Linked DNA regions of Mus musculus: region 2 is linked to region 1. A link is a loop called in an ENCODE intact Hi-C map of the cell type or tissue named here. Cell type or tissue: heart. All regions are shown on one strand. Links, peaks and the distances in the headings refer to the core of each region. The heading gives the core; the rest is flanking DNA. Region 1 holds the start of Pde5a (phosphodiesterase 5A, cGMP-specific). Region 2 overlaps Bcar3 (breast cancer anti-estrogen resistance 3).

Region 1 (5,372 bases), core at 1-5,000:
AAGGGAGCAGAGGATGGGAGTGTACAGTGAAAGGACACGGGAGACAGAAGGTCTCAAGAGTAACTAGTGACCCCTGGAAACTGGTGGTTCCCAGCAAGATAATTCTAGGTCGAGATGGTCTGTCTTGGTGCTTCGGCTCAAACTTCCTGTAATGTTTTAAAAAGAAACCGCTCTACTTTCTGTGTTATCATCCGATCCCTCTATGCTCAGAATTTGATGGGGAAAGGCTTAATAATGGGGGTGGGAGGTGAAAGGAGGGCTGGGTACTTAGAGTATATCTGGGCTGGAGAGAGCGCTCAGCCATGAAAGGCTAGACTCACAAGCAAAACGCCAAAACTGTCCAGAAGAGGCTCCGTGAGAAAAGAGAGAAAACTGACCCCCATGTAGTATCTCCGTGAAAAAGCAAGGTGAGACAAAGTCATACTGCCCGTCTATCGGGCGGCTTCATCTCCCGCAGGTGTGAGGGGTGCCCCCGCCAGCCGCTAACCCCCGCAGCCCTTCCCCAGACAAAGTGGCCAGCGGGATGTTGAAGGAAGTACCTCGTTTTGTCTCCAAAGGGCAACATAGCAAAGGTGGGGCGCTCGTTTGCGAACTCCTCGGATGGTGGACTCGGGAGACTCTGGGGGCCGACGGAGTTCCGTGAGTGCCCGACCGGCTCCCCTACTGCCCCCGCCGCCTCTTCGCTGCGGGTCGCCGGCTGCGGACCCCGCGTTGCGTCGCCCCCTGGCGGGCAGCGCCCGGCCGAGTGGCGGCCGCGCTCGGGCGAGTCCCCACCGGCTCGTCCACCATCCCCGCCCGGCGAGAGTCGCCCTCCCGGCTCGGGCGGCCAGCACCAGCTGCTCGACGGCCGTTGCCCCAAGGCGCCGGTGGCGGGGCTCCAGCCCCTTCTCCAAAGCAGAGCTGGTTAGTTCAGCCCAGATCGGCGCGCCGGAGGCAAGCGCGCGCGCGGGCTTCACGGCGACTCCTCGAGCTTCGGGGGACCCGCCCGCCACGCACTCCGCTCCACCCTCTCGTCCCTCCGCTCCACTCTCAAGTCTGCGCGAGCCCCGACTGCCCGTGCAGCAGTCGGATCCTAAAGGACAGGCTCCCTTCTCCACGCCCTCCGCAGCGGCCTCCCGGCGTTTGGCTCGAGACCAGGAAGAACTGGCCTCTGGGGTGCTCCGGGTCCCCGGGTCCCCGAGTCCGCCCGGGCCGCCTCCCTCCCGCCCTTTGTGTGCGCGCCGCAAAGCTCCGCGAAAATCCTCCTTGCGGCGACGCAGCCAGAAGAGGGATGACCAGAGGACTATTGGGGGACCAAAGGCGACAGTCCTCACTGGGGGCGACCCGGGCAAGCTGCGGCACCCAGGCTTCCCGGTGGCCTGGTCCAGACCCCCCCGGCTTCCCCGCCCCTCCAGGGTCAGAGCAAGCCGGGCAGGGGAGGAGCACGACCACAGGGACGCGCCCGCAGTGGTGCTTCCGGAGCCGCTGGGAAGGGGCTCTGGCTTGTTTTGGTTTTTGCTAAGCGGGTTTGGGAGGGAAACCGGGAGAGTAGAGGGGAGGGGAGAAGGCCCGGGAGAGTAATCTTGCTCCAGGGCCGGGTGTACGCTTTTGTTTTTAACTTCGTGGGCAAGTCCTTTCTAATCCGACGCCTCGCTTCTCAACTGTGCTCCCTTTAAGTAGAGGACTCCAGTCCGTACTGGGACCGAGAAGCTACTTCCGAAGCAAAGGGCCTGGGAACGGGGATTGTTTAATGTTGGATCGAGGGGAAAATTCAATGGTGGGGGAGAGAGATCAGCCTCAGGTCACGCTTCATGTCCCTGGCTGTGTCCTTTGTGGCTCCTCTTCTTACCTGGTGGCCTTTCTAATAAAGTAAGAGAAGGTAAAGTCCCGGTGATCATCCAGCCACGCTTCCACCCAGTCCGGGTCCCGCTGCTGCTGCGACCGCACGGAGTTGGGGCCCGCTCGTTCCATGGTGCTTGCCGCGCGTCTCTGCGGCTCGGAGGTGCCGGATTTCCACCTCTCTCTCTCAGAGGAGCAGGACAGTGTTCGAGACCCTCCCCTTTTGCCTTTATTCGTCCCTGCAGTGTCTCAGCGAAGCCACAGAGACGCGGGCCGGCCCCGGAGCTCGCTCAGCCCCGCCCCTCCAGGTCCCCGAGGTTCCCAGGTGGCGGGCGTCCTCCTTGGGGTCCCGCGGAAACCGGCTTTCTGCATCTGCCTCGGCGCTGACTGGCGAGCCCTCCGGAAGCCAAGTGGCCAAGGCTAGAAGGACTCCAGACCGCCGCTGGGGTGCGCTGTGGGCCGAGTCAGCTTCCCTCTATGCGCAAAGGTGACAGTGGGTGGATTTGCAATTCCCAACCAACCAACTCTAGGACAGAAAGATCACAGTGAGGACTCATCTACAGTCCAGAAGGCAAGAGGCAGGAGCTTCACTAGAAAGTGTGGGAAAAAGTTAACGTGATTGTTTTTCTTCGTTCTTAGTAGTACAGGGACAGCCCCACCTCACTTTTCTCCTTAAGCAACTCTTGGTGGAGAGGACCCAGAACCTATCTCCCTCACAGCAGCCCTCCCAGTGACTCCGGAAAGCACTCCAACCCTACAAGCTAGGGAGAGACATGAGGAAGAAACCGCTATGACAAACCTGCAGGTACGGGACACAGTGGCTTCCATCAAAACCACATCCGAGCTTAAGGCTAACATCAGTTGTAATCATTGATTCATACACCAAAGACCCTCCTTATGGAAGCGCAAGATTCGGTTAGACATAGGACATAAAAATGACAACCACCTGTCCTTGGCCTGTGAATTTTGAAGCTAAGACTACCTCTACACGATTCTGCTGACTTACGAACCCTAACACTAGCTACCCATGTACAACTGGGAACACCCAGTTAGCCTGATTTAAAATGAACTCATTTGTATTTAACTGGCATCGATACCTCAGAAATAGTATTGCCTTACATTGCTTATTGCTGTGATAAAATTCCATGACCAAAGCAACACATGATAAATTATATTAGATTTTAAAATGACAGTTCTCTCCTGATATGTTACTATGACATTAAATATGCTTAGCGAATAGGGAGTTTCCCCTTGTTGGTGAACCCCACCCCCACCCCATATCTACACATTCCTCCTACCAGGAAGTCACCTGATTTAAAACTGAACTCTGGGATAATAGCTAGAAATTGGGCCTTAACTGTTTGTGCCCGCTCCCTCCAAAGTTCATATTGACACTTCATTCTGGCTGAGTGGTTAAGAGTTCTTCCTTCGGGGGCTGGTGAGATGGCTCAGTGGGTAAGAGCACCCGACTGCTCTTCCGAAGGTCAGGAGTTCAAATCCCAGCAACCACATGGTGGCTCACAACCATCCATAACAAGATCTGACTCCCTCTTCTGGAGTGTCTGAGGACAGCTACAGTGTACTTACATATAATAAATAAATAAATATAAAAAAAAAAAAAAAAGAGTTCTTCCTTCACCCGACCCCCCCCCCAAGCTCCCAGGGACTAAACCACCAACCAAGGAGTACATATGAAGGGACCCATGGCTCCAGCCTCATATGTAGCAGAGGATGGCCTTGTCGGACATCAACGGAAGAAGAGGAGGCCCTTGGTCCTGTAGGCTAGGGCGAGTAGGCAGAAGTGGGTGGGTTGGGGAACAGCCTCATAGATGCAGGAGGAGGGGGAATGGGATAGGGGGCTTCGGGGGCAGGGGGTGACAATATTTGAAATGCAAATAAAGAAAATATCCAATAAAAAGAGTCCTTCCTTCTATTCCATAAGTTGGGGTTCAGTTCCAAAGCTGTCTTTGCTGGTTAAGTCATTTCTTCCCTCTCTTCTCTGCTATCTCCACTTCTACCTCCAGACCTGTGGCCAACAGCCAGCTTTGCCTGATAAATCTCTCCTCCTCTGTCCCACCAGTCTCGCCATATCCACACCCACAGGGCTAGTGCAGGACAAGGTTCCAATACCACCTTTGCTCGTTCTAGTCCAATCAAAGAATTCATGCGCCAGCTAAGTCACCCAGCCACTGCACCGGCCCAGTCTAAGACAGGACAAATTCTTACCTCAAACACAACCAAAGAAAGAAGGTCACACTCACAAGTCACATTACAAGCACAATATAAACAGCCAAGATGCTATGTGTCCCTTCGAACACAGTAGTCCTATAGAAATGTTTTCTACTAAGAATTACTTCGATGAACCTCAGAACACAACATTTAAAAGAACAATCATAAACTTTATCAAAGAATTCAAGAAAATTAAAGAAGACACAGGCGCCACATTGAACTTTGAGATAACAATAAATGCCTGAGTGACATTCAAGAAAATAGCAATATATACCTGAAAGAAATTACAAAGACAATTTAGGGTTTGAAATCAGGATTAAATAAGGAGATAGCAATATTGAAGAGAATTCCTGCTAAAGTGTAAACACAATGGAAAAAACTCAATAACCTGACTAAAGAACTCAAGAGACAGCCTTACAAACAGAATAGATTGAAGATTAGACAAAGCAATCAAAGATGGTGGAAAAAATTTCAAGTACAGAAAATGAATATGCAGAAAGTGTATAACACTAACACCATGGTAAGAGTAATTCCTTGAATTTTCATGTATAGATTAGAAAGATCATAGAAGAAAACTTTCCCATATAGAAACATCCATACAGATACAAGAAGCACACAGAACATTACATTGAAAAGACTACAAAAAAAACCCCACATCACATTATAAATAAAATGCTAAATATGCAGCACAAAAAAGATTATTGAAAACTACAAGAGAGGAAAGAAAAAAACACAAGTCACATGTAAAGAGAAAGTCACCAGAAAAGCAGCTTAATTCTCAATGGGAACTTTAAAATCCAGAAGAGTGTGGATCAATGAAATCCTAATTCTAAGAATCCTTGACTGCCAACATAGACTACTATACCCAGCAAAACTATTTGCAAGTATGGAAGAAGGAAAAAAAAAAACTGTCTTTGATACAAACAGCTTTTTAAAAATTCATGTCCACGAAAACAATTGTAGAGAGAATACTAGAAGCAATGCTTAAGACTGAAGAGAGGAATTAGCACAACCAAGCAACCACACAAAGAGAACAAAAGAAGCTATAATTAAACAGTACAAAGCAGAAGCAAACATACACACACACACACACACACACACACACACACAATCACTACAATCTACATATACCTTTCCCTGGGGTATTTTTGTTTTTTTTGGGGGGGGGGTTGTTTTGTTGCTGTTGTTGTTGTTGTTGTTGTCTAAGATAGGATCTCACTATACAACTTTGGCCTGGTCTGGCTATATAGACGCAGCTGGCCTCTAACTCATAGAGATCAACTTGCCTCTGCCTCATGAGTGCTGGGATTAAAAACACATGCCTC
Region 2 (5,372 bases), core at 252-5,251, 220 kb after region 1:
AGCTTAGCGTGCCATAACCAAACAGTTCTGCCAACCTCCCCTCCAAGATATGGAATCTTCACACCCCGTGGCTTGTTTGGGGCAGAAAAAGTTCGAGGACCCCCAGGGCCACACTACCACCTTCTTGCCTGACACTCCCCGACACCTACCTATTGGCAGGTGACTCTCCGACTGGTGAGCTTTGAGGGTTAAGGCCTTCCTGTCCTGCACGTGATCCAGGCAGGCGGGCTGGCTGCCACTCTTCTCTTTATTCCTGAAGCCAGAGAGACCAGGCAGAAACGTGTTATTAAGTAGTAAAACCCTCCTTCAGGCTACGTCACTCACTCAGGGAAAGTTAAGAAAAGAAAACTCCCCGGAATGGGAATGAACTTGAACGCAGCAGCGCATACCCTAACAGTAAAGGAAAGGCCGAAGAGGAGGGGCAACTGAACTGACTGGGTGTGCCAGAGTCCCCAGGGCCAGAGCAGCTGAGTCCTGGGCTGTTTCCTCAGCCCTTCCTTCCATCCTGTTGAAAAGACCGTGCTGAATGGGTCACCATCCTCTGGGGAGTAGTGGGAAGGCATCTGATGAACTGGAATGTGTATACTTCTTTAAAAAAAAAAAAAAAAAAAAAAAAACAGCTTTAAATGATTCTCAGTCCCTGGGGGAATGGCTTATTTAACTAACACGACTTTTCCACAATGGTTCAATGTCAGCTGGGAGGAAGCTGGGGGTCACTTTCTATCTCTATGTACAGATTAGCTGCACAGGTCAGAGGTGGCGGTCATCCCTATCTTCCTGGCTGGGCTTGGGGAACACCCACAGGTGATCTCTAACTGCTGAGTTAGAAGCAAAAGTGGCCGGTACAGTCAACTGGGAGGCACAGCGCACAACCAGCCAGGGAAAGGTAGAGGGTGACTTGGAGGCACTTTCTCCCACACTCCCTCTGTCCGGTCTGATTAACTGGGGATCGGTCTAACTACAGGCGGCGGTAGACTGTATTCTGTTGACAGAGGAAGAGATACGCTCTACCAGCCAGGCTGTGATAAACAGGTCCTCCGGAAGCATAGCCCAGTGTCACACAAACCGGAAGATCTTCCCTATGTTTGGAAACAAACAATCAAAACCTTCCAGCAACCACTCAAAGATAAGTAGCAAATTACTAAAGGAAATGACTTTGGAGAAACGTTGGTGGACGTTAGAGGCGTGTCCACCATGATCAACAATCAACCCATCAGATTGTTCCGGGAGTCCAGTGTGGCTAGATAGGTGGGAAGCAGAGTGCCTGAAAATACACACCTTTGCCCAGGGCCCCAGGCTGCCAGGCAGGCAGCAGGTGGCAGTGGGCCAAAGCTGACGTGGGAAAGTCACTGAAGGGCAGCAGGGTAGGGTGACTAGCCCATTAAGGCCACACTGGTCATGGTGAGGTCGCCCTTCCCCCACCTGAAGTGTGTTGGTCGCTTCCTGTGGGAAACTATCCCAGAGCCTCTACATTCCAAAGGCCAATCAGAAGAGCATCTCCCAGACCCTTCCTCGCCTCCCTGCCTGCCCCTAAGTCTGACTTTTGCCTCCCCTGCAGAGAAAAACAGCTCCCAGGAATACCAGCGCTTGCTGTGAGAGTAAACACGGTCCACTTCCTGCACCCTCACTCAACAGCGTCTATGCTTCCAGACCAAGGAAGGGAGCCCCAGAGAGGTTGAAGGTGTCTGCCTAGGGTTGCACAGCTAACCACATGGGAACCAGCATGGAGCCACAGGTTCTGAGTCAGTTGCTGACTAATACATACCAGGCAACAGCTACAGTTTATGTTACTTACATAGTCCTGTATTTCATAAGGCGTTTGCAGTAAAGAAATTATAGTTTATATTTTCTCTTGGCCCAGACAGGAAAGCAGAGAGGCGAATGGACACGCTTACTTATATGAGACACCAGGAGCCGGGGGAGCCAGGGCAATAGAGGGGTCCAGGCTACATCTCAGCTTTCCTCCCCAGCAATTGGCCCTGAAAAGGTGTCTCGTCTCTGGAAGCTAAGTCCTATGCAAATACTGAGCTCCCTTCTCAGCCTTGCCTGTCTATTCTCTGAACACTTCAGCCCAGGAGGCACAGGAGTCCAGTTTCCTCCCTCTACGCTTCCAGTCCTTCAAACCCCATCTGTTTCCCTCCAAGCCAATCCTTTTCCGCAGGGCCAGTCCCTAGCCTCAGCACTGACCCCTGCTGGATGCTGACACACAGCATGTCCACAGTCCCTGCCCTCCCCTTAGTATACTGCCTAGGTGGGCTTTTTCCTCTAACCCTGAAGACCTCAGAAATCGACCCCACCTCCCCCTTCCAGCCTGGGCCCTTGCTGAAGCCTATGCTGGCTCCCCTGCTTCCGTCTCTCCCCACTCTGTGCCTAATGCTACCCAGTTCTGCTTCAGGATCTGCTGTTCACTGTGCCAAACTTTTGTAGCCGGGCAGAAAGCCTCCACCATCAGCGTTGGTGGGGTGCGGTCGGGTTCCTCCTAACCCCATCCCTCCCTTACACAGACCCTCTACTTTAGCCTGGCCAATCAACCCTCCAGGCTCCTCTGGCCCTTGAACGTCTCACATTAAGTCCCTGGAACCCCCTCTTCTTTGCAGTGTCCCCCACATATCCCCTGCTCAGACCCTGTTGTTGTTTTTGTTGTTGTTTTAGTTTTAGAAATGGGGAATCTCATTTTGTAGTCAAGGATGGCTTTGAACTTGGGGCACTCGCCCCATTTTAGCCTCAAAGCACTGAAATTACTCACACGCATCCCGCATCTAGCTCCACCACTTGATTTTGATGCTCTTTAAGTGGGGGTTAATCATGCACACTCGTGACCACTATCCACTGACGGTGAGTGTTCTAAAACCCTCTCCTCCCCTTCGCCTAAGCGAGGCCCCAGCACTCCACAGACCTACCTGAGGAGGTTTCCTCGGGGCAGGCTGTGTTCCCGAGCCTGGATGCTGCTGCCTGTGGTGAGGCTCAGCCTCTTCACCACGTCTGGCCTTCCCTCAGCCAGGCTGCCCTCCCGGCCTCGGCCCGGGGAGGTGCCATAACGCTCCTCCAGACACCAGAGGGGCACTGTCCTATTGATGGGCTGGAAGATGATGGCACCACTCTGTTGGGAGATGGGCCGCCGGTTGCCCACGTAGCAGCGGACCAGCCCCGGGATGGAGTCAAAGCTCTCCATCTCGAATTGGTACTGCACACGGCTGTAGGCCTCGCTGAGCCGCAGGACAGTCCGGTTGATCTTAAAGTGCTGAGCGAGGTTCTTCCACTGACAGGTCAGGACAAAGTTTCCGGGGCTCGACAGGGAGTCGCGAACCAGGAAGTCCCCATCCCGCTGCACAAGGTTTTCAGACACCTGTAGTCAAAATGGTGAATGAGGAGCAGGAAAGGCAAACATATTCACTCAAGAACTTCCAGAAGGCAGTGCTGCTATGTCTGCTGTGTGCGCATGTGCGCGAATGTGTGCGAATGTGTGCGCATGCGTGCAGAGACCAGAGGAGTCTTTCCTTAGGCACAATCGGTCTCCCACAACCCAGGTATCTGCCTCTCTCTGCCTCTCCACTCCATGTATTACCACACCTGGCTCTCCTGATTTTTGTTTTTGTTTTGTTTTTAATGAGGGTTCTGGGGATCGAACCCATATCCTTGTCCTTGCAAGATGACTATTTTACCAACCGGGCCATCTCCTATCACTCCCTTTTTTTAGTCACGTCTTTAGTTTGTTTGTTAAATGACACACTCAAGGACTGTATCCTAGCTGGGTATGGCTCTGCACACGGGTGATCAATGTGCTCAGGAAACTAAGACAGGAGGACTGTAAGTCTGAAGTCAGCCTGGAATACATAATTCATTTGAGGTCATCCCCCTCTCAAATGCAAAACAAAACACCCAAACTATTTATGGACCATCTTCTACATGCCCAGCACTACTGCAGACTCAGGAGACACAGCAATGACTAAGTGTGCTTCCTCGGGGGCTTTGTGGTGTGTGTGTGTGTGTGTGTGTGTGTGTGTGCGCGCGTGCGTGTGTGTATTTGGTATAGCACTCTCGGGACAGACGGCTGCAAGTATGGTGAGTCTGAATATTGTGAAGCTAAGGAAAGAAAAACTTTGGAAGGGAGATGGGCTATTTGGAAGGGTTATTGTTCAAATGAGGGTGGCCAGGAAGATGTCCCAAGAAGAGGACATTTACACAGACTTAGAGAATGTAAAACAGCGGACGAAATGAAGTTGTATGCTCATTGGGTCTGATTTTTTTTTTCCAAAGGGAAGAGGAAGAGGCTATCTGGGTCTGGGTCCCCTAATCATCCTCCTCAGATTTCCGTTTACAGAGCAGGATGAACCCAGGGATGGCATGGTGGATTCTGGACAAGCTAGGAGGCTAGGAAAAAAAAAATACAAAGACATTTGAGGTTTCCTCACCCCACAAAGTTATTGTAAAGATAATCCATTTGCATATGAGAAATAGGCAAAGCACGAGGAGTACAATGCCTGTAATGCAGTGGACAGCCCCACAGGTAGCCACTATGGTGCTGATGTTGCCAGCCATCCAGTACATCATGCTGGAGCCTGACCACCTAGGTTTGTATTCTGCCCCAGCTGTGTGACTAGACAAATTACATAAGTGCCTTGTGGTTCAGTTACATCATCCATAAGATGTAGATAATGCTGTTGCTTATAGAGTGGCTGAAACCTTCAAAGGGACAGTGTTGGCACCCGGCTTCCCTTGCCATCGGGTTCCAGTTAGCGTCCAGAATGATGTCCTCCTGAGAGCTCACCCTCCTGGCGCGCTAACAAGGACAGAAGTGATGACATTTTTCCCCTAGGATATTCTAACATCCAAGTGACGCTATACTTCTGCGAGCTCAGAATAGTGTGCTGCCATGGTTACTTAAAAACTGCTCTTTGCCTTAAAAATACATTTTCATGCAGAAATTCCATTTCCTGGAATTGAGCCAGTAGAAAGAATTATAGGTCTGAACGTGGTAGTTATCTTACAGGATGTTGCTCAGGCTGCTAGAAACGCTCTAAGTACCCCATAAATTGTGATGTGTGTGTATGTGAAAGCCATATATATACACAGTGTGTGCTGGGGCAGCCAAAGAGTTTACAGCCGGAGCCAATTCCCAGGGCACACCATTAAGTGAGGCGAGTGGGCCACAGAAAGCAGGAAGATCTCTGTTTTGATTGAAGAGGTCTGGAGGGATATGCACGAGAATGCTCATAACAACTACCTCCAGGGGAGACAATTAGGGATAGGAGTTAGATTTTCTCTTTTCTTATCTGGATCTTCTACCATCAGTTTTAAGGTTAAAAAAATTATCTCAAGATCAGAATAAAAATGATTTCTTTGATAAGTGTTAAAAAAAAAAAATAGGGCTG

What was found. Peaks named below come from ENCODE experiments on the same cell type or tissue, not always from the same donor. Only the 100,000 strongest peaks of a DNase experiment are listed, where the experiment ranks them.
Region 2: it touches region 1 in a loop (3.0-fold over the local background); 2 of 42 quality-filtered maps call a loop at or near these places.

Annotation. Positions count from the first base shown.
Region 1 is chr3:122,725,824-122,731,195 of GRCm38, reverse strand. Pde5a (phosphodiesterase 5A, cGMP-specific) reads right to left here and starts at 2,038. Exons shown (of 21, transcript NM_153422.2): 1 at 1,829-2,038. The coding sequence starts at 1,950. In heart, for the core only: CTCF peaks have their summits at 722 (motif pointing left) and 2,259; DNase peaks (open chromatin) are centred at 1,075, 1,335 and 2,185; H3K4me3 peaks cover 2,678 bases; H3K27ac peaks cover 2,489 bases.
Region 2 is chr3:122,506,100-122,511,471 of GRCm38, reverse strand. It overlaps Bcar3 (breast cancer anti-estrogen resistance 3), which reads right to left. Exons shown (of 12, transcript NM_013867.3): 5 at 2,901-3,346; 6 at 150-253. Among named protein-coding and RNA genes, the nearest start is that of Gm34349, 29 kb to the right of the region's middle. In heart, for the core only: a CTCF peak has its summit at 2,195 (motif pointing left); DNase peaks (open chromatin) are centred at 441, 821, 1,371 and 2,191; H3K27ac peaks cover 1,650 bases.